Linked DNA regions of Homo sapiens: all the other regions are linked to region 3. A link is a loop called in an ENCODE intact Hi-C map of the cell type or tissue named here. Cell type or tissue: chondrocyte. All regions are shown on one strand. Region 1 overlaps R3HDM1 (R3H domain containing 1). Region 2 overlaps R3HDM1 (R3H domain containing 1). Region 3 overlaps MAP3K19 (mitogen-activated protein kinase kinase kinase 19).

Region 1 (8,000 bases), 710 kb before region 3:
TACAATAGTATTATCTAATCTACAGTTAATTTAAATTTTGCCAAGTGTCCCACTAATGTCCCTTATAGCAAAAGATAAGAAAAATGTTTCCCTTCAAGTCCAGAATCCAGACTAGAATCAAGGGCTGCATTTTGTTGTCATGGCTCTTTAATCTTCTTTAATCTGAAGCAGAACAGCACAGTCTCTTCTTTCTTTCATGACTTTGACATTTCTGAAGATTTGTTTTGGAAGATCAGTTATTTTGTAGACTGTCCCTCAATTTGGGTTTGTCTGCTGTCTCCTCATTAAAAAGTTCATGTTATATATTTGGGAAAGGAACACCAGAGAAGTAATGTGTCCTTCTCAATGGATCACATCAGAAGGAACCTGACGTCTATCTCTCATCACAGTATTGGTGATATTTACTTCGACTGCTTTGTTAACATGGTGCCTATCAGGTTTCTCCACTGTAAATTACAATTTTTTTCCTTTGTAGTTTTAAGTATCTTGTAGGGAGATACTTTAAAAAAAAATTATGCTTTTCCTCAGAATTTCACCCACTAGTTTTGTAGCCTCTAGTGGTGACTCTTGCCTGATGGTTTTCTTGGTGGTGATCTTTTAATTTCACGATTCTACATTTATCACTTTATATTACACTAAGGTAAGACAGTTTCATTTTCCATTTATTGATTTTTATCAGTATGGACTCATGAATTCTTATTTTATTCTATGGATGATCATTCATTTCTATCATTGTTTTATGCCCCAAACCTCCACTCCTGATCCTGTATTCTTCAAGACGTCCCTATTTTTCTTCCATCCCTTCCTTACTTTCTGGCATAGCCAAGATGGCCTACACCCATCTGGTACTTTCCCTGCACCAACTCTGGCAACAGTTATTTTTCTAAGGAGCCCTAGTTCCTTTTAATGGAGACTGGTTATTTACAAACTACCATTTCAATAGTAGGTTTATCTTATTCTTTTCAGTATTACACACTTAAGGGCATTTTCCTAAATGGCACAGTAATAATCAGTTACCCACTGGTGAATGTCAAGACTGTTCACAGTTTTTCAATATTACAACAGGAAAAAAGAAATATTGTACACATATTTTTGCACTTATTATTTAATTTTTACTGGGTAAAGTTCCAGAAGCATATCTGTGGATCAAATTCTACATTTTGAAAAATGTCTCCAAAGTGCATTCCAAAGAGCTGTACCAATTTACACTACCACAAAGAGAGTCCCAGAGCTTATAACTTGATCTTTGCCAAACTATTACTACGGCAGATTATTGGTCTTCCTGAATTTTCCCAATTATATAGATGAAAAGTAGTTTTATATTTTCATCTGTTTAATGGCCATTGGTAGTTTGTGAGCTGATCTGTAATAACCTTTGTTCCCCCTCCTTTTGTTTTTTTTGAGACAGGGTCTCACTCTGTTACCTAGGCTGGAGTACAGTAGTGTGATCACAGCTCACTGCAGCCTCTACCACTCAGGGTCAAGCAATCCTCCTGGTTCAGCCTCCCAAGTAACTAGCGCTACAGGTGTATACCACCACACCTGGCTAATTTTTAATTTTTTTATAGAGATGGAATCTCATTATGTTGTCTAGGCTGCTCTTGAACTCCTGGACTCAAGTGATCCTTTCTCCTTGGCCTCCCAAAGTGCTGGGATTTTTTTTATTTTTATTTATTTTTTTTGAGACGGAGTCTTGCTCTGTTGCCCAGGCTGGAGTGCAGTGGGGCGATCTTGGCTCACTGCAAGCTCCGCCTCCCAGGTTCACGCCATTCTCCTGCCTCAGCCTCCCAAGTAGCTGGGACTACAGGCGCCCACCACCACGCCCAGCTAATTTTTTGTATTTTTAGTAGAGACGGGGTTTCACCATGTTAACCAGGATGGTCTCGATCTCCTGATCTCGTAATCCTCCCACCTCGGCCTCCCAAAGTGCTAGGATTACAGGCGTGAGCCATCGTGCCCGGCCGGAAGTGCTGGGATTACAGTCGTAAGCCACCATGCCCAACCTGTATCTTTTAAAAAAAGTTAAAACCTGGCTGGGTAAAGCGGCTCAAGCCTATGATCCCAGCACTTTGGGAGGCTGAGCCAGGTGGACCGCTTGAGCTCAGGAATTTGAGACTAGCCTGGGCAACACGGCAATACCCCATCTCTATAAAAAAAAAAAAAAAAAAAAAAAATTAGTTGGGCATGGTGGTGTGCATGCGGTCTCAGCTACTCAAGTGGCTGAGGTGGGAGGATGGCTTGAGCCCAGGAGATGGAAGCTGCAGTAGGCCCAGAACATGCCACTGCACTCCAGCCTAGGTAACAGAGCCAGACCCTGTCTCTAAATGATGAGCCCAGGAGGTTGAGGCTGCAGTAAGCTGTGACTGTGCAAATGCAGTCCAGCCTGGTGTCAGAGGGTAACCTTTTCTCAACAAAAGATAAAACCTTTTAATTCTATAAAATTTCAAGTATATAAAAGTATAGATAGAAAAGCATAATGAAATTCCATGTACCCATCATCCAGGTTCAACTGTGATCGCCCTGGCTTTGTTTTTCCTGAAGTATTTAAAGCAAATCTCAGCATTTTACTTGTAAATATTTCAGTATACAAACATTTATATCTAACGGACAACTCTTTTTTTTTTTTTTTTTTTTTTTTTAATTTTAGACAGAGTCTCGCTCTGTCACCCAGGCTGGAGTGCAAGGGCACGATCTCAGATCACTGCAACCTCTGCCTCCTGGGTTCAAGCAATTCTACTGCCTCAGCTTCCTGAGTAGCTGAGATTACAGGTGCCCGCCACCACGTCCAGCTAAGTTTTGTATTTTTAGTAGAGACGGGGTTTCTCCATGTTGGCCAGGCTGGTCTCAAACTCCTGACCTCAGGTGATCTGCCCGCTTTGGCCTCCCAAAGTGCTGGGATTATAGGCATGAGCCACTGTGCCTGGGTTTTTTTTTTTTTTTCAAAGAGTTGGGGTCTCCCTCTGTTGCTAGGGGGCAGCGCAGTGGCATGATCATAGCTCACTGCAGCCTTGAACTCCTGGGATAAAGCAATCTTGCCTCAGCCTCCTGAGTGGCTGGGACTACAGGTGCACACTGCCATGGCCGAATAATTTTTTGTATTTTTTATAGAGACAGGGTTTCACCATGTTACCCAGGCTGGTCTCGAACTCCTGCGTTCCAGGTCTGCCTTAGCTTCCCAAAGTGCTGGGATTACAGGCATGAGCCACTGCGCCTGGCCTTAAAAAATGTCTTTTGATCATTCAATATCCAAATAAGATCCATACATTATATCTGATATTATACCTCTTGAGTCTCTTTTAATGTATAACAGACCAAGCTCCTATTTCAAAATGCCATCTATTCAAGTAACAGGGCCAATTTGTCAAGTAAAATGTCCCACTGGTATCAGGTATCAGGTAATTTGTTTTTGTTTCTTCTTATATTTCCCATAAACTAGTAGCTAGGGTTAGAGGCTTGAATAGATTCAAATTTCGGTAAGAGTATATCATAAGTAATGCTGTGTACTTCCTTCTATACCACATGAAGAGGTAAATAATGTTTGGCTGGCCCACTTTTAGTGATGTTACAACTGATCAGTGGATTCAGGGCTGTCTCTCTAATTCATCCATTTAAAATACCTCTCAAAATTTTTTTTTAAAGTGAGCAGTTTCTCAACCAAAACTTTTTAATCTAATATTTTTAGGATCTGCTGATGATTTTCTGGCAATTTTCTAATTCTACCATTGCTTCTGCATTTATTAACTGGATTATTCTACAGAGAACATTCCCTTATCAACTATTTGGTTACATTAATATATAGTCATATGGGAAAGGTAGGATAAATGCTTATTTTTCTTCACCAAATTTTAGATCTAGTTTATCTTTTTAAGTTAGAAAACACTTTTTTGAATACGCAGAAGTTAGCAAATAATATTTAAACACTGATTCTTTTTTTCCTCCGTCTTTTTTTTTTGAGACAGAGTTACACTCTTGTTGCCCAGGCTGGAGTGCAATGGCACGATCTTGGCTCACTACAACCTCCACTCACCTGGGTTCAGGCGATTCTCCTGCCTCAGCCTCCTGAGTAGCTGGGATGCATGCTACCACCATACCCGGCTGATTTTGTATTTTTGCATGTGCCACTACACCCAGCTGATTTTGTATTTTTAGTAGAGATGGGATTTCACCATGTTGGTCAGGCTGGTCTGAAACTGGGTGATCCCCGTGCCTCAGCCTCCCAAAAAGTGCTGGGATTACAGGGGAGAGCCACCGCGCCTGGCCCAAATTCTTTTATTAATCTGGCTGACGGGATTTCAAATTCAAGCCTTATAAGTCAATCTTAGGTAACAAAAATGTAACGTTTCAAAATGATAATGAACAAAACCATCTTACCTGGACAATATTGTCTACACTGCTAAATTCTACACACTTCTGTCCTCTCTGGTGATCACAGTAATATTTGTTTTGTTTCCACTGCGGGGGTGAGTGGGCACAAGATTGTGGATTGTTTGGTACACTGAGCTGCATCATCACCATCCCCCCACCAGGTGGCGGTGGTGGTCCAGCTGAAAATCAGAATTTAGGATGCTATAGTCAGAATATTTTAGCAACTAGTTGGTGTTTCTGAACACTAGGATAACAGTAGTAATTTTACATTTCTGAATAAAATTTTACTATTAACTAAGAAAACCAGGTTGAAGCCCTAGTGCATCACACTACAAGTATTGTGTGTTTAAACAGGCATTAAGATGGACTCTGTAGGCCTAAACATCTCACTTATCATAAAGGTAATTTGGAGTAAACAGGAACAGCTGGAAGAGTAATGACAGAAGGCATAGGAAATAACCCTAGAGAGTATCAATACTTCTGAGAAAGGAGAATCAGGATAGTACTGTGATAGCAGCAGTAGAAGGAAAGGAAGAAGTGGACTGCACATGTTAACTATGATTCAGTACAGCACCCTCAATATTGTGGGTGTATTTCAGCACATCACAAATTGAGAAGCTTTTTGTAGAAATGCCTAAGGAAAGTAATCGAACTATTTCTCATATGAACCAATCATCTTATTTTCACTGATTTCTTTATACCTGTACATTGGTGGCCTTGAAGCTGCTGGGAACTGCATGGTGAAGTGGTTCGAGGAAATTGTACTTGTTCTGATCCTGGATGTTGCAGGTAACCTACTGAAGAGCTATGGAAAAAACAAAAAAACAGCATAATGAGAGGAGGATGACTATAAACATTCTTGAATGGGCTGGGCGCGGTGCTCACGCCTGTAATCCCAGCACTTTGGGAGGCCAAGGCGGGCGGATCACGAGGTCAGGAGATCGAGAACATCCTGGCTAATACGGTGAAACCCCATGTCTACTAAAAATACAAGAAATTAGCCGGGCGTGGTGGCAGGTGCCTGTAGTCCCAGCTATTCAGGAGGCTGAGGCAGGAGAATGGTGTAAACCCAGGAGGCAGAGCTTGCAGTGAGCCGAGATTGCGCCACTGCACTCCAGCCTGTGCGACAGAGCGAGACTAATTACTAAGAATAGAGGAAACAACAGAACATGTTCTGACATAGTTAACAAAATATTGACAAAAATTAAAGGCTATTAGTGTGAAACCATTAAGTTACTGCTGTATTTTTGAACAGTTAGTTTTTTTTTTTTTTTTTTTTGAGACAGAGTTCTGCCCTGTCACCCAGGCTGGAGAGCAGTGGTACGATCTCAGTTCACTGCAACCTCTGCCTCCAGGCTTCAAGCAATTCTCCTGCCTCAGCCTCCCAAGTAGCTGAGATTACAGGTGTCTGCCACCACACCCGGCTACTTTTTGCATTTTTAGTAGAATGGGGTTTTGCCATTTTGGCCAGGCTGGTCTTGAACTCGTGACCTCAAGTGATCCTCCTGTCTCAGCTTCCCCACATGCTGGAATTACAGGTGTGAGCCACTGCACCTGGCCTGAGCAGTCTTTCAGACTCAAATTAATATGGGGTTTGTCATAACATTATCTCTGAAGTTTTTTCTAGAATTTTTTTATAATAGTTAAAAACCACAGAATGATACTATTCTGAGAATTCATGAGTAACTGAGAGCCATAATTTATATCTAAAACTCTATTGTCTTTGTCATTTTAAAAAGCTGTCTTACAAAAACAGTATTTCTTAATTTAGTTGGAATAACTTTTTGCACCTGTGTCTCGTATAATTGCATTAAACTTTATACAAAACTACTGAATTACAGAGAATACAGGAAGACATGTTAAATGACAGTATGATGACGCAATCGGTAAAATCCAGAATATGGGAAACTCTAAGACAAATGTGTAAAAACATAAGCAATATTTGCGGGGCAGAAGGAAATACAAATATTAACTGGATATTTGATGTAATTAATGAATTAACCTCAATATTTTAAGATATAAAATGATATTATGTGGGATTTAAAAAATCCTTCAGGGATACATATGCTGAAATACTCATGGATATGAAATACTATGATGCCTGGGATTTATTTCAAACTAATATTGGAGGGAGAAGAGGCAGAGATTTATATGAAAACAGATTAGTAATTACATAATTGGTGATGGGCATATATGGGTTCAGTATACTTCTGTTTATATTTATATATGTTTACAGATTTCCATAATAAAAAGTTAATTCTGTCTTTCAGGCTGACAGTTAATAAGAATTAGTAAAGCTTTATGCCTTTTTAGGGGCAGTAACTCAGAGCGGTTCAATAAAAGGGAAAAAGAGATATAAAGGGAGGATTTAATAGAAAGTGATTTTGGATCATAAGTGAAAACAGTACTTTCTGAAATTTATGTTAATTATGGTTGTAATGTGTAATATAAGTATTAGCTACCTGTGGAAATAATACAGCTTAAGTCTGTAAATGTGCCGAAATTGAGGAAAACAGAAAGGTCCCCAGAGGTGGAAGGTTTTTTAGGCTCTGTTCTAACCCATGTGAACAGCTCTCCTGAGCCATGCCCCTCACTCTGATCTTGTTTGCTAAGGTCTGAGACATGTGGGTGAAAGCAAGCCATCCTGCAAAGGGAAGGGAATACTCAGGTCGGTCACTGAAGTAAGCAATATAGCCCATACTCTACTAAATTACAAACTGCGATTTCATTTTACCACTCTAGTGGGTTTCTAGCACTAGATTACCCGTTAGGTAAATGAGTAAGAATCAAGTTTTAGAATTATGTAAATGAGTTCCAGGCCTCTACTTATCTTCTGAGAGACGTATAGATAATTCAAGGGACATAGACTAGGCAATGAGACACCCTCTTAAATCACTTAAACACTTTAGAAAAAAGAAAGCACAGAAGTCAGTATTTACACTCTCTCTTTAAAAATACAAATATATTATACCAGAGATGAATCAGTTCTATAGTAATTTCACAAGTTTCTCCTCCTTTGGAAGACAGGAGGGAAAGAAGGACTTTTAAAGTAAAGCACCAGGCCTAGTCATTCAAAGTTGATATCCTACCCTTTAACAGAAAAATGAAACATCAATCTCAAATAATCCCATTTATCCCCAAACTTCCTGAAAAGTCCTGACATAAAACTATGAATGGGCCAGCCCCCCGCCCAGCCAGCCGCCCCGTCCAGGAGGGAGGTGGGGGGGTCAGCCCCCCGCCCGGCCAGCCGCCCCGTCCGGGAGGTGAGGGGCGCCTCTGCCCGGCCGCCCCTACTGGGAAGTGAGGAGCCCCTCTGCCCGGCCACCACCCCGTCTGGGAGGTGTACCCAACAGCTCATTGAGAACGGGCCATGATGACAATGGCGGTTTTGTGGAATAGAAAAGGGGGAAAGGTGGGGAATAGATTGAGAAATCGGATGGTTGCTGTGTCTGTGTAGAAAGAGGTAGACATGGGAGACTTTTCATTTTGTTCTATACTAAGAAAAATTCTTCTGCCTTGGGATCCTGTTGATCTATGACCTTACCCCCAACCCTGTGCTCTCTGAAACATGTGCTGTGTCCACTCAGGGTTAAATGGATTAAGGGCGGTGCAAGATGTGCTTTGCTAAACAGATG
Region 2 (8,000 bases), 600 kb before region 3:
GATCGCCGGAGCTCAGGAGTTCTAGAACAGCCTAGGCAACACAGTGAAACTCCATCTCTACTAAAATAGAAAAATTAGCCGGGTGTGGGGGTGCATGCCTGTAGTCCTAGCTACTCGGGAGGCTGAGGCAGGAGAATTGCTTGAACCCAGGAGAGGGAGGCTGCAGTGAGCCGAGATCACACCACTGCACTCCAGCCTGGGCGACAGAGAGAGACTCCATCTCAAAAAAATAAAATAAAATAAAATAAATTGTTTAAAAGTGTTAGCCCTTCATTCTGAGAAAATAGATAACTGGAAAACCTTACCAAAGAAATGAATAGTACTAGAAATGCTATTACTTGGGACCATTTTTACCTATCTTCAATTTGTTAATCAACTCAATTTCCATTTATGCCTGGAATTAGAAGCCTTCTCAGTGGCTAGCTCTAAGTCATTATATATGCACAGCATTAAAAGCATTAACTTCCCCCGGGCCCACAAATCTTTTTTGTCAGTCAGGTTGAGTGACTGAGGAACCCCCTGAGGGCTGTTTTTGCCAATAGTTCGTCTGCAGTTTTATTGTATTCTATTTGTCTTTCCTTTAAGAGCTCTTAGGTTAAACTCAAAATTTAACTGTGAGAGTTCAAAACTCTCACAGCACTGGTAATTAGGAAAAGGGTGGAATGAGAAAGTAGAAAGCCAATAAAAATGCACTAGCCACATACAAATAAAAAGAAGTATATTACATGATACAAGCCAAGTTAAGACTCACAGCAAGCTAATCCAACTGGCTCCAAAACCAGCTAGTAAGCATGTCACGAAGGGTCAACTTACCCTTTTAGAATTTTGAGAAGTGAGTTTTGTATGAAAATAAACATAAATATATACTGAATATTTAGTATTTGTAGCCAGAGAAAAATTCCTGTTTACCTGCAAATCTATATTGTTCTCAATACAATGTTCATTCTTCTCTACCAAAATCTTCCCATAGTTTTCTGATTTGATAAGATTTTCAACTCTGGTTGTATCTTTCACTTCTGCCTCCAAATCCTTCATTGTTGCAGTTTCATCTTTTACAGTAACAGTATCAGACATCCTCATTAGAAAAGGTTATTTTCGAATTCTACAGGGAGCTTGAAGCCTTAAGAAAAAAAAATTAATACAGTTTGAAACTTTTTTACATTCAGTTACTGCATGATACTGACCTACTGTCTGTTATGTTCCAGAAATAATGTTGAATATAGACAGGAACAAAATTCTTGATTTCAAGGAGTATATAATTTTGTGCTAGATACATCCAAATTAAAAAAAAGATCACAATACAGTGAGAAAAGAGCTATAGAAAGTATGTGAGCCAGGCACAGTGGTACCCAGCTGTAGTCCCAGCTACTTGGGAGTCAGGCAGGATGACTGCTTGAGTCCAGGAGGCAGAGGCCAACCAGGGCAACATAGCAAGACCCTATTGCTAACACATAAGTGTGTTTTTTTTACATTTAAAAAAAGAATATGGAGTGATTTTGATGCACATATACTTGTGGCAATTCTTAAGAAACATTAAGGACCGAGCCAGATCAAGGTAGAAGGTAATGGCTGGAGAATAATATATGTGTATTTAGAAGACATTAGAAATCTTTTTCTCCAAAGGGATACCTATAATAGCTTTTTCATCTGGATTCCTAAAATTCCAAATTTCTTAAATTACCCTGAAATATTTCCAAAAGGAAATAATTTAAAAATAAACAGTAACATTCTATTACAAAATACACTTGTAAATCTGGATTAACAAATATGTTCAGCAATATGAAGAAAGCATTGAAAACTCTCCTGAATTAAGTGATTCAATGCCAAACAACACATTATCCAGGCACTCTAGAATATGGAATCCACAGGAAATCAAATACATAAGATTCCAATATATTTTCATGTCATTAGTGAGTTTAAGAAAATCACTGGTTTTGCACTGGATTAATGTATCAGAGATTAAGCTAAAGATAGCACTCATTTTAAGCTGCAAAAAATGTAATAAAAACAGCAGAACTTGGCCGGCTGCGGTGGGTCACGACTGTAATCCCAGCACTTTGGGAGGCCAAGGTGGGCGGATTGCTTGAGCTCAGGAGTTCAAAACAAGCCTGGGCAACGTGACAAAACCCAGACTCTACTAAAAATACAAAAATTAGCCAGGCATGGTGGTGCATGCCTATAATACAGCTACTCAAGAGGCTGAGGCACAAGAATTGCTTGAAGCCAAAAGGCGTGTGTTCCAGTGAGCTGTGATCACGCCACTAGACTCCACCTTGGGTGACAGAGTGAGGCTCTGTCACAAAACAAAACAAACAAAAAAACCCAATAATGGCAGAACTTTATATAAACAACTTATTCTGAAATGCATCTTTAAAAAAAATGAACAGATTGATATATAGAGGGATAGACAGATATAGGTTATAGCAAGTATGCTAAAATGTTACTGGTGAAATCAAGGGGTGGTTATAGGGATGTTCACTGTAAAATTCTTTCAACTTTTCTATATTTCTGAAAATTTTCGTAATAAAATCTTGTGGCGGGGGGGAAACCAGTGAAACTTATTTTCTCTATATCAATTTGAAAAATTCAAAAGTTCATTTCCTGAAAGAATGTTTTGCAATCTAAATGGATTTTAGGGCCAGGTGCAGTGGTTTACACCTGTAATCCCAGTGCATTAGGAGGCTGAGGCAGGTGTATCACTTGAGGCCAAGAGTTTGAGACCAGCTTGGCCAACATGGCGAAACCCCATCTCTATTAAAAATACAAAAATTAGCTGGGCATGGTAGCACGTGCCTGCAAGCCTGTAGTCCCAGCTACTTGGGAGGCTGAGGCAGGAGAATTGCTTGGACCTGGGAGGCGGAGGTTGCAGTGAGCCAAGATCGCGCCACTGCACTCCAGTCTGGGTGACAGAGTGAGACTCCATCTCAATAAATACATAAATAAATGGATTTTAGGAATTGATAAATACAGCTCAAAAGTTAAAAAAGCCAAAGAGAAGTAGGTCTTAAAGTCACAGACAGACTGAACTGAATTAAAAAAAGAAAACCATGTCTTCCTTAATTATAACCCATACAAAAGTTAATTGGTTCATTCCGAAAACAAACAGCTGCAAAGTAGGGAGAGGGTGGTGAAGTTACTTAAGACACTGGCTTCTTGCTTTTTATAGGTGAGATTTTGTAAGAAAAATATGTTTTTCTGAATGACAGGGAAGCATTACCTGATGCGTCCTTTGGATTTGGGATTGTGGTGTCCCACAAAAATAAAATAAAATAATCCAAGGTTCTTTTTCACAGTTGTCAGCCAGGATGTCAACTGTAGTGAACCATCTGTAATCTGGCAGGAGGAGTCCCATGTCCTTGTCACCACTGTAGATTCCCGGACTGGAATGGACTGTCTTGGATCAAATATATCATACCTTTCCGTGGCCTAAAATGAAAACAAAAGAAACCATTTTAACAAAATGGCCAAGGGAAATGGAACACTCCACATGAAACTGAGAAATTAAAAATATTACTGTCAGTTGTTTTATTACATTATTTTCCTAAACGAAAGTCAGAACACTGAGTAACAATGAATTCTAACATATATTAGCTTTGTGAACCTGAATAAGTCACTGAGGCCGAGAGGATTGATTAGTTAAAAGCAGAAGAGAGAAGAGGAAAGAAAATGATATGTACTGAGAAGCTACAATGCAGTCAGGGTTATAATTGAGATAGTATCTATAGATAAAGAGAGAGAAAAAAGATCATAATCAGAAACACTTTAACTCCAAGAACCATCATTTTTAGAGTTCTCTTCTAGAGCTGTGTAACTCTATGGACTTAAGACTGTAATTTTGAACCGTAATAACATTCTAGATTTTTAAAAATACAAAAGAAAAAATAAAACAAAAATAACAAGCCATTTAACATTTTTAATGAAACCCACATTGTCTGTTCTAAAAAAAAAAAAAAAAAAAAAAGTTGGCTGGGTGCAGTGGCTTGTGCCTATAATCCCAGCACTTTGGGAAGCCAAGGCAGGAGGATCACTTGAGGCCAGGGGCTCAAGACTAGCATGGGCAACACAGTGAGACCCCATCTCTACAAAAATTAAAAAATTAGCTGGGTGTAGGGGTGTGCACCTGCAGTCCTAGTTACTTGCGAGGTTGAGGTGGGAGAATAGCTTTAGTTGGGGGTTACAGTTAGCTATGATCATGCTACTGCACTCCAGTCTGGATGGCAGAGCAAAAACAAAACAAAACAAAACAAAAATCCCCAAATACAAAATTTTCTCCATGTTATATTTTTGAAGTCGGTTTTATTTTATATTTATTCGGTATGAATGAATATAGCCTAGCAAGTAAACAACTCTAAAAAGATTATTTACCTCTTCCATTGTCCTTTGACAATTTTGCTGTCAATAAACAGAATAGTACATTTTAAGGTGAAATAGCTAAGCATACATATATGCATATAATGAGATCTAAGCACCAAGAGACCTAATACCAAGACAGCCAAGCATGCATTATAGAGTAACTCACATTTTATACTAACTCTTCAAAAACCATTTTGAAATACAATCACTTGGAACCCGATATATCCTTACATTACTTTTCACATTTTGATTTCACAATGTTTGACACAAGGATAATAGAAAAGGGGGTATCAAAAACAAATATCAAAAAACTTTTAATTGATACCGTGTCATCTCAATCTGACCAAGATTCTCCAGCCACTACATCAAATGATTAAGTTCCACCAAAAACAAAACAAAACAAAAATCCTTCAAGTATTTTTTCTCCATTTTAGCTTTTTATCTCATAAAATGGTAGACACAAGATGGCAGCATTCTCTAAGCAACCAAATTATTTGTGTTCTTTGTAAAGTGACTTTACAATTTTATCATGAATCTCTTAATTTTGTAATTCCATAAAAGCAAGGTTTTTAATCCATTTAAGAAATAAATAAGGTACTAGATAAGGCAATAGCTGCAGGGGAGAGTGAGGAAGGGGCAAAACCGAAGAGGTGAACACCTTAGAAGATCCTCTTAGGATCCCAAGGTTCCATGAAACCCCAAAGAACCTGAGAGACCACCTAGTCCAATATTGTAATTCAGCATTCAAGTTATTATTGCCTAGAAGTCAAATGACTTCTTCAAAGTCACACAACCAGTATGTGTGACCAAAACTTGGTAATATGCCACACCATTTGATAACAGACTAAATAATGAATGATTCAGAATGAAAATGACCAGTTATTGCCTGGGAAGGAGTCAATGGCATATAGAAATGGCAATAGAAAGGGAAGTGCACTAGCATTAGACGATAATTTAAATCCCAGCTCTGCCAGTTATATTTTCGGTAAATAACTTAATCTCTCTGAGCTGCAGTTTTCTGATCTGCAAAGTGGAAAAAAGAATATCTAGCTTCTAGGTTTGTTGTGAGGACTGACTGATTTAAATGTAGAGCACGGACCACAGCCTCTCTCCCAGGGCAGGCCCTCCAAAAATGTTAGCTGTCTTCTCTGGTCAGAATCCCTTTAGATCAGCAGTTGGCTGAGCCTAAATTTGCTGTGTCCTGACCCCTACCACTACACAGCAGTAGACTGACAGGAGGCCTAACACTGTGTACAAGCGGCTTAGCATTTTTGTGTATGGCTCTCATTTGAAGGCTTCTAATTGAATATTAAAAATTCATACAAACTGTTGGGTATAGTGGCTCAGGCCTGTAATCTCAGGACTTTGGGAGGTGGAGGCAGAAGGATCACTGAGACCAGGAGTTCAAGACAAGCCTAGGCAACATAGCAAACCCTATCTCTACAAAAAAAAAAAAAAAAAAAAAAAAATCATACGAACTTTGTATTCTTCTCCAAAATATTAATGCACTAGTTTAATTTTTAATTTTTTTTTTTTTTAGAGACAAGGTCTCACTCTGTAACCCAGGTTGGAGTTCAGTGGCACAATCCTGACTCACTGCAGCCTTGACCTTTGAGGCTCAAGCTATCCTTCCACTCCGGCCTCCTGAGTAACTGCGACTATAGGTGCCCACCACTATGCCCAGCTAATTTTTAAATTGTTTTTGTAGAGACGGGGTCTTGCTATTTTGCACAGGCTGGTCTCAAATTCCTGCGCTCAAGTAATCCCCCGTCCCAACCTCCCAAAGTGCCGGGATTACAGGTGTGAGCCACTTTGCCCAGCTAATGAACTTGTTTGATATAAAAATGTTTTCCCTCTCCAAATCTTCAAGTAAAAGGGATGTTTCAGCTTTTGGTACTCACTGGAAAAACAAAAACAAACCCCTTTTTGGTAAACCCATGAAGCCTACACTTCTCAGTTTGCCAAAGGTTGTGTGGGCACGTGGGTGTCAAGTATAGAAAGCTACAAGATAGACATGGCACATCATGTCTCTAACACAACATTTAGAAGTCCATTAAATGTACTGTCTTAATATAATAAATAGTTGTACAGTAAGTGAAAGATACTTAGGAACTTACAAAATTTAGGAAGACAACTTAGAGAAAAAAATGAACAAAATATAGACATTCAAGTATATATCTCAGTTCCTACTATTACTGAAATTTAAAAACTGAATTTTTCAGAATCTTTGTCAACCTAAGAGAGATGGATATATGAGCTCAAAATTCATATTCAACTTCAAAAAAAAAATTCTAATTGTCAACATGCTATTTATTAGGGACAAGTCAGAGATGTGCTTATATATAATTCCTGTGCTACCAGGTAGATAACCAGAGAAACGCCACATGTATGTTTACATATGCACAAAAAGGATGGCACTTACCTGAAACCATAAATGAAAGGAAATTACAGGTAAAATTAAAGGTCATAACCTTAAAAAAGTAAAACTATGAATGCACAAGGATATATAGGAAATCTTTTTATAATTTTTGGGTGGGAAAGTCCTTCCCAAGTGTGACACCAAAATCTAGAAGCCATTAAAGGTAAATAGTTATAAAACTTAGAACAAAGTTTTAAAATTCCTGTATAATAAAATAGAACATAAACAAAAGGCAGATGATACATATGAACTATTTCCAACATGAAAGGGTCAAAATGTTGAAAGCAAAGAAGGTCTTATAAATCAAAGGAAAGAAAAGGATGGGGGAATGACAGGAACAGGTAAGCTAAAAAAGAATACAAACAACTACCATCAAAACCAAATACTAATACATATATTTACCATGTGCCTGGCCCTGTGGTAATATTTTTCATAATGAATTCATTTAAAACTCACACAACAGTTCTAAGAAGTATGTCCTATTATCACTCTGTCCTACAACAGATTAGGAAACTAAGGCAGATAGAAAAATCAAGTAATTTGTCCAACATCACACAGCCAGTAAGTATGGAAAACAGGATTTGAACTGGACAGACTAGTGCTCCATTTCAGGCTCTTACCCGCAATACTGTATCATCATCTGTAGGTACCAAGAAGAGGGGCAATTTGTGTTTACGGAGCACTTTCATTTCAAGAGTAATTATGACATGGTAACTCCTTTGTACTGGACTTAAGACAAAGTAAACTTATTCTTTTCACATGAAGAGGAGCTATGTATTTTTTGTGTGTGTACAAGAAGATAGTACTATTAACTTTGTATTAATGGTCACCAGGAGTAATCACTACCAAACTATCAGAACTGCCAGGAATTATATAACCATTTTGTTTCTTTCTCTCAATCCTCCTATCGCCTGTGATGATGAGTACCAACTATGCAAACTTGGGTGGCAATAAGGATTCAGAGTTTGTGGCTAAGGAACAATGAGAAGGCAGTAGCTTACAAATGATAAATATGCATGGTTAAGTACCTTCCTCTATGAAACAAAGCAAGGCAGAATTAGGATCAACACTTTCAAAGGCAAACTAGTATATATGAAGTCTAAAGACAAGTAGTTTCTCTAGTGAAAATTTTAGTTAGAAGTATTAACAACAAAAATGCAATACTGACACTGACAATTCAAAATATCACTTATTATACTTGGGGTCTAAGTTTTGGTTTCACAACACA
Region 3 (8,000 bases):
GCTAGAAAGAATGAATAATCAACCCAATGAGAGAACAAAAAGAAAAAAAAAGGAAAAGAAAGAGTAAGAACTAGTACTGATAGCACAACAGGGTGACTATAGTAATAATTTAATTGTACGTTTAAAAATAACTAAAAGTATAATTGAATCATTTGTAACACAAAGGATAAATGCTTGATGTGATGAATACTCCATTTACCCTGATGTCATTATTATGCATTGCATGCCTATATCAAAATATCTCCTGTATCCCATAAATATATATACCTATGTACCCATAAAAATTAAAAAACAATGTTTAAGTATAAACTGCTGAATAAAAGTAAGGTATGACAACTAAGTTATTATGATTGAATACCTAAAATATTTTTAATGACTGTATAAATGGAGGGTTTTACTTCTGGTTTTTTTTTTTGAGACAGGGTCTCACTCAGTTGCCCAGGCTGGAGTGCAGTGGTGCAATCATGGCTCACTGCAGCCTCAACCTCCTATGGCTCAAATGATCCTCGCACCTCAGCCTCCTGAGTAGTTGGGACTACAGGCACGTGCCACCATGCCTGGCTAATTTTTGTATTTTTTGTAGAGATGGGGCTTCACCATGTTGTCCAGGCTGGCCTCAAGCAATCCACCCATCTCGGCCTCCCAAAGTGCTAGGATTATAGGTGTGACTCACCATGCCTGGCCAGGTTTTACTTTTATTTCCTTTTTCTTTTCTTCTTCTTTTCTTTTTTCTCTCTCTCTCTTTCTCTCTCTCTTTTCTTTTCTTTCTTTTGACAGGGTCTCACTCTGTCACCCAGGCTGGAGTGCAGTGGCGTGACCCTAGCTCACCATAGCCTTGACCTCCCGGGTTCAAGCCATCCTCCTGCCTCAGCCTGCCAAGTAGCTGGGACAACAGGGGTGTGCCATCACGTCCAGCTAATTTTTGTATTTTCAGTAGAGACAGGGTTTTGCCATGTTGCCCAGGCTGGTCTCGAACTCCTGAGCTCAAGTGATCCACCCGCCTCAGCCTCCCAAAGTGCTGGGATTACAGGAGTGAACCACCATGCCTGGCCAACTTTTATTATTTGCTACGACAATTAAAATGAACAAGGAGAGAAAAGCAAGAAATTTCCTAGCTCTCTTGGGAATTAATAAATGAGCTATCAGAGAATTTTTGTGACTCGCCACTTCTCTGACATTTCAGATGACAGGCTTGAGCACTTAGGGCAAAGACTTATTGTCCATCAGTCCCCTTAAATAGGTAGTCCACCTAGATCATAGAAACCAGACAGATAGTTGTAACATTCGGGTTGTGATGGGATGTTTTAACTATTACTTGGATCTATCATGGTTCTAGAAATTTAAAGGCACAAAATCATCAGCTATAACTTCGAATGAAGGAAACTATCAAAAACAATGAATTCTACTAAGAAAACATTTCTTCTTTAAAATGTTTGGAGTACTTTTTGTAAATCAAGTTGGTTTTCAACTATAATGATTATTTTCTAGAGAGTGAAAAGGAAGTTTAAGAGGTTATGCACCATGATTTAGATCAGAACGCCGTCATAGGGAAGACTTTAATCAGCTTTGCTGCCTCCTTTCAGTCTAGGGTTATATCTGTAGCTTCCACAGGGGCAGGGATTTCCATTCTTGCCATATGTAAATGATGCCCCAGGGAGGCATTATGGAAAAGATCATGCTCCTTTGGGGTTGTTCACTGTGACTGTGGCCAAAGGATTCTTTCCAGTTACCTACCCAGATGGAATTTGGGGCAGCTTAGCAGCCTGGGCACTGAGATGATAAAGTATAAAATACTGAGTTTCTATGTGTCGATGTGATTTCAGCTTTGCTCCTCATTTTTGATTATGCAATTAATCACAACCATGACTGTCTGAGCCTAGTGCTCCAAGGGCAGATACTTTCTTATTATTTTAGTCCTAAATACTTTATCCAATTTAAAAGGAATCCATGGTGTAAATCTTTAGCCCAGAAAAATCAACATTCACTCTGCCAACAAACTGGTACATCGAATAACTAATAACTGAGTTTTGAATTTTATGATATTGCAGGAGTTCGACCAAGATGGTGACTGCAGTCATTCCACACTGGTTAATGAAGAAGAAGATCCCAGTGGTGGTAGACAGGACTGGCAACCCAGGACAGAAGGTACTGGGCTTTACTCCTTGATGTGTTTACAAAGATAACATTATCATATGGGCTTCTCTCCAATTTCAGAAGGGCTTATTGTAGAAGTTTGAACAACATACACTGGAGCCTATCAGAGGGTAGAGGGAGTGGAGGAGGGAGAGGATCAGGAAAAATAATTAATGGGTACTAGGCTTAATACCTGGGTGATAAAATAATTTGTACAACAAACCCCATGATACATGTTTACCTATGGAACAAACCTGCACTTGTACCCCTGAGCTTAACTCTTGCAATAAAAGTTAAAAAAATTATAATAAATAAGTTTGAAAACACAGAAAAAGCCCAAAGGAGAAGAAAAACCACTCACAATACTACCTTTTGGTCCATATCTGAATCAGTGGGTCTAGGCAGCTTGACTGGCCAGAATAGGCAAATGCTCTCTGGCTCTTTTATTCCACCTCACTCCAGCTCAGCCGACCCATTCCCTGTCCATTTCTTTTTGTCTGATAACATCCTTTCCCCAATTTCTTCCTCTCAGAATCTTCCAGCGGCTTCAGTGATCGGTTCCCTTCCGGAACCACACGTGTCTCCATGAGCCGTTGTCCCTGAGGGGAAGGTGGGGGAGTGTACGAGACCTGAAAGTCCCCAAGTCTCGGTCTTTTATTTACAAGGCCATAAGTCTGGAATCTTCCAGAACACCACCCATTTCAAACATGTTATCCTGTCACACCGTAAGTGCCCTTGCACTTAACAGACCACAAGGTATTTGCAGATTCTCGCCTCAGAGCATAGTTGCCACGGCTATCCCATTTGTCTGTCATCTATTCATCCATAACCTTCTTAAAGTAAATGTTTATTTGAACTGCTGCAATTTCTCCCGGGCAATCTTCTGGCTTCTATTTCTAGCACTCCAGGGAAGCCGCCCTCTTTGATGCCCGTGTTTCTCATCCCTTCGCACCTCTCAGAAGGCTGCAGCTCTCCCGAGTAGCGTCTCCTCCGGGAGGTGGTGCGATGCTGCCCTCTCCTGGGCAGCCGCCTGCCTTTCTCACGCCCACTGGGAATCTTCCCTCCCCAGGCTGAGGGCCGAGAGTAATTTAGTAACCATTAAAATTATGAAAACCATTAAGCCTGAAAGAGCTAACAGAAAGAAAATAAACCCCGAAACCCTTCAGAACGGTCCTTGCAGTCCTCCTTCGACTTTCATAGACTTCAAAGCCAAGCTCTTAGAAGCCTAATGGTGTCCCAAGCACCTTCCAGGAGGTTAAATATTTCATTTATTCTGCTCCATATGGAGATAACTCACCATTTGGGATGTTAGTCATTCTTTTAAACTTGATTTGCAATATTTTCAGTTTTCATATGGGAGCCATAATACTTATGAGGCATCTCCACTAAGTTATTTCAGTTTTAAGCTTTTAACAACTTGAGTTACACATTTGGAAGAAGCAATTCTCTTCCTGATAAAATTGCATCTCACAGTTGATAGAGACTTCAGTTGAGCTAGCTACTCTTTCTAATCAGAAATTCTGAAATAAAAGTGTTTTAGATATTATTGTCCATTATATTCATTTTAAATATCGGTTTAAATCTCTTTAAATGGACCGGGCACTGTGGCTCACGCCTGTAATCCCAGCACTTTGGGAGGCCAAGGTGGGCGGATCACCTGAGGTCAGGAGTTCAAGACCAGCCTGGACAACATGGTGAAACCCCGTCTCTACTAAAAATACAAAATTAGCCGGGTGTGGTGGTGCGCACCTGTAATCCCAGCTACTCGGGAGGCTGAGGCAGAAGAATCGTTTGAACCCGGGAGGCGGAGGTTGCAGTGAGCTGAGATTGTACCATTGCACTCCAACCTGGGTGACAGAGTGAGGCTCCGTCTCAAAACAAACAAACAAACAAACAAACAAACACTATTTTCTCAGAACATAACAGACACAAATCTTATAGACTAGAAATTGAGCCTACAAATTTACTGTTTTCATGAGTGAACAAGAGAGCCTATTCCCTAAAACTAATGGGCTTAAAAATATTTTAATTCAGTATAAATTCATCAGGATTTGTAGTTGCAGGTATACAAGAACCTACTCTTGGTTGGGTTAAAAAGGAAGGGAATTTTGAAAGATATTAGGAAGTTCATATACCATTGAAAAACCAGAGGAGAGGAACTTTCTTAGTCCACTCATGCTGCCAAAACAAAATACCATAGACTGGGGGGCTTAAATAGCAGACATTTATTTTCTCACAGTTCTTAAGAATGGGAAGTCCAAGATCAAGATTCTAGCAGGGATGGGTTTCTGGTGAGGGCTCTCTTCCTGGTTGCAGATGGCTGGTCTGTCCCCACGTGGTCTTTCCTCTGTGCACACAGAGGCAGAGCACAAGTGAGTGAGCTCTCTTCTTAGAAGGACACAAATCCAGCTGGATCGGGGCCCCACCCTTGACACCTCATGTAACCTTCGTTTCTTCCTTAGAGGCCCCATCTCCAAATAAGCCACACTTGGGGGTTAGGGCTTCAACATATTAATGTGCGGTGGGGGACACAAACATTCAGAACATCCAGTCCATAACAGGAAGGCCCCAGGTTGGATTGTCAGGAAGGATTCCCATAACTGCATTTCAAAACTGGCTGCTACTGACCCTCAAATCATGCCACGTCTGCCATAACCAGAGAGCCGCTCCCACTATCAATGTAAGAACCCCCTCCCTCTGCTGGTACCCACATCAGCACACAGCATGCCTGCACCTTATCTTTTTTCATGTAACTCACATGCATCAGTCTCTGAAGTAAGCTTTCTGAATCTAGCAGCGCAGGAAGCCGGAAATACAGCTGTTTTTTTTTTTTAAAGTCTGTGTTGAGCTTCACAATTTAGGAAATCATCAAAATGTGAAGATGGCATCAAAATATTTTGAACCTCCATGCTCGCAATCCAGACAGATATGCACATCCATTGAAATAGAACAAGGACCTCATTGATATATGCTCCTATTATGTACCCACGGAAATTTAACAAATAAAATAAAATAAAATAAAATAAAATAAGGAGACCAAACAGGAAAGTAAGGCTTTTCTGGAGAAAATAATTTTTCTTTATTGAAATCAGTTAAGCTGGGCCTGATTTTAAGTTTTTGTTTTAATAATGGTTTTGACACTAACAACAACAAATTAATGATCATTTTTCTGACTGGTTATGAATGTCATTTTCACCTCTTCTATAAAGAAAATATATTCGTGGCTATGTTGAAATGTTGTCTTTTAATTTCTCTCTATGGTAATATTTTCTGATAGCGTTAATTTACCCTCATTATGTGAAAAATGCACTTGCTAAGAGCAAGTGTTTTGTCTTTACCTGTGACAATGCATCCTCTTCCCTGGCCTACTGGGTAGCTTGAGAGGCCTTATCCACAGCAACGTCAGCAACTCACAGTATTCAAGAGGCAGAACAAAGAGAACATCTGTATGTTTCTAGTGGATTTCAGAATCAATATTCTGTAATCTTTTTTCCAATTTAGGACCAACAATTAGGACGGTGGCCATTAGCTCTTAACAATATCTTAAAAGGCAGGTATTTCTTACATGTGCTTGTTATATCTTTGTTTCTTGGTTTGAAAAAGAAGTCAGCTGATGAACAGACTTTGAAGCACATTACATTTGTTTGAAAACATTCTGGGTTTATTAATTCTTGACAACTGCAAAAGTACAGTTGTTCTTAAATATGGTTCATGTGAATACACTCAGTTTTCTAACTTCCACAGCAAAGAACTAAATACATTTAGCTTTTGTACCAGAACATCCTTTTCACTGACAGTTTAGTTTTTAGGAATGTATGCTGTATGTTTTTCTCACTCTAACATGTCAGCTAGGTGTTTGCACTCAAGGATAACTACAAAAATATTATGAAAGACATCCATCTTCCTTTCAAATAGGAGAACGACCTTGAGCATGTCATGCAAACTCATTGCTATCAGTTTCTTCGTCTCTAAAACGAAAGGCTTGGGTTAGGTGACCTCTAAGTTCCTTCCAGCTCAATAATTCCAAGTCTCTCATTTTTTGCTACATAGTCTGGTGATAGCCTCTTTGAAAACTTAAAAAACAATGGACTATTCCAGGGAAACTTCATTTTTAGACAAGTGTTCCATGCAATTGTATAGTATTAGAAAACATGCAATCAAGTTGTCTCCTTTGAGAAACATTAAGAAAACCAAAGCTAGCTACATTTTTATGGTAGCACAAAACATAATATTGGATAACAATGATAGTAAACACTATTATCATTTGCCTGATTGTAAACAAAACTTTTCATTTTGGAATTTTTTACTGTGTTTTTTTTTTTAATGCACTTGTTTCATTAAATGGCACAGGTATAAAAATTGAACAACAAAAATGCTTTCACTATGGTAGTTCCTATGTATTACACAAATATATCCAAAGTCCTTTAAAATAATAAAAATCTACTAATTTAGATAATGATGATAGCTATTAAGCAACTTTCCCAAGGTCACCCAGGTAGTGGCAGAAAAGGGATGTCTGATTCACACCTTAACCTTATCCTCCCTGCGATACTCCTTCCCCAGCCTTTAATTAGTGGAGCTCATACAGCCATTGCTCCTCCAGGCACAAGCAGATTGAGTGAATAAATGGCTCTGACAGATAAATGGATAGAAATGAATACCGGGGCAAGCATTGCGTCCTCCCGGAAGGACACGCCTCTCTGCTCCCACATCACCACTTGCTTCTATCACAGTGCTTATCTCACTGCATTCTTTATTTTCTTATCAGCTCTACTAGGGCCTCAGCTGCATCTTGTTTATTTCCCTGTTTTCAGCACTAAGTGCTGGGCTTGGCATATCCTTAATAAAAGTTCGTTAAATGGAAAAAAGGAATGAATGAACACACCTTAAAGAACAGGCAATGTTAGAATAGTTCACACTAGTTTTTTACATAATTTTGCTTAACATCTTATATTGTGAGCAAGCGCGTATTCTATAAGTTGGAACTTTCTGTCTTAAGGGTTATTCTGGAAATTAGTTCATGAAATGAGACAGGAGATGACCAAAATTACAAATACAAGCAAACATCTTTGGTGTTACATAAATTATCTCATTGAATGCTCACAATAGTTCTGGGAGATAGGTGTCGTTACACTTTATAGAAGGTGGTTCTGTTTTCTCCATCCTGAGGACAACATAGTTTGTTATAAAACTTTATTTTACATCTGTAAAATATTATTATATGGTTTTTTGCTCTTTAAGCAAGCATTTATTTAGGATCTATCATATCCTGAACAGGAAAGATACAAAGATGGCTAAACCTCAGCTCCTGATTAATGTCCATTTTGTAATCATTAAGAAGAGATTAGCCAAACAGAAATAAAGTACGTCTCCCGCTTTCCGCTGGAATTCATTACTTTCTTCCTTCTACTACTGTGGTATGTTTCTACAGGTGTTGAGATCACTGTAACTTTTCCAAGAGATGTCAGTCCTCCCCAAGAAATGAGCCAAGAAGACTTAAAAGAAAAGAAGTAAGGAATATTCTTTGAAGTATCAGATTTGAAATGAAGTATGAAGCAATGATAGTCATATGGCAACCTACATTATTAGTAATTGAATCCATAATAATGCTTAAAAGTAGAGGTCACAATAAATAGTATGTGGCAGAGGCCAGATCATAAACACTTTGGCTGTGTGGGCCATATGGTCTCTGTTGTGATGATTCAACTCTGCAACTGTCATTTGAATGCAGCCATAGACAATATGTAAACAAATGAGTGTGGCTGTGATCCAATTAAAGCTACAGAAAAAGGCTGAAGGCTGGATTTGGTCCCCGGGCTGTAGTTTGCTGACCCTACTGCAGGGCAGAGCTACTTAGAATGTGGTTC

The links. A loop is a pair of places that touch in the nucleus more often than their neighbours do. Peaks named below come from ENCODE experiments on the same cell type or tissue, not always from the same donor. Only the 100,000 strongest peaks of a DNase experiment are listed, where the experiment ranks them.
Region 1: it touches region 3 in a loop (7-fold over the local background); 97 of 110 quality-filtered maps call a loop at or near these places.
Region 2: it touches region 3 in a loop (5-fold over the local background); 31 of 110 quality-filtered maps call a loop at or near these places.

Annotation. Positions count from the first base shown.
Region 1 is chr2:135,706,603-135,714,602 of GRCh38, reverse strand. R3HDM1 (R3H domain containing 1) reads right to left here. Exons shown (of 27, transcript NM_001378107.1): 22 at 5,067-5,170; 23 at 4,372-4,544. Among named protein-coding and RNA genes, the nearest start is that of UBXN4, 31 kb to the left of the region's middle. In chondrocyte, CTCF peaks have their summits at 4,280 and 4,530 (motif pointing right); no DNase peak of the experiment used is centred here.
Region 2 is chr2:135,597,926-135,605,925 of GRCh38, reverse strand. It overlaps R3HDM1 (R3H domain containing 1), which reads right to left. Exons shown (of 27, transcript NM_001378107.1): 2 at 3,218-3,426; 3 at 910-1,120. The coding sequence starts at 1,080. Among named protein-coding and RNA genes, the nearest start is that of MIR128-1, 63 kb to the left of the region's middle. In chondrocyte, CTCF peaks have their summits at 4,618 and 4,817 (motif pointing right); no DNase peak of the experiment used is centred here.
Region 3 is chr2:134,999,580-135,007,579 of GRCh38, reverse strand. It overlaps MAP3K19 (mitogen-activated protein kinase kinase kinase 19), which reads left to right. Exons shown (of 13, transcript NM_025052.5): 6 at 2,049-2,145; 7 at 7,565-7,643. Among named protein-coding and RNA genes, the nearest start is that of MAP3K19, 44 kb to the left of the region's middle. In chondrocyte, a CTCF peak has its summit at 3,163 (motif pointing left); a DNase peak (open chromatin) is centred at 3,124.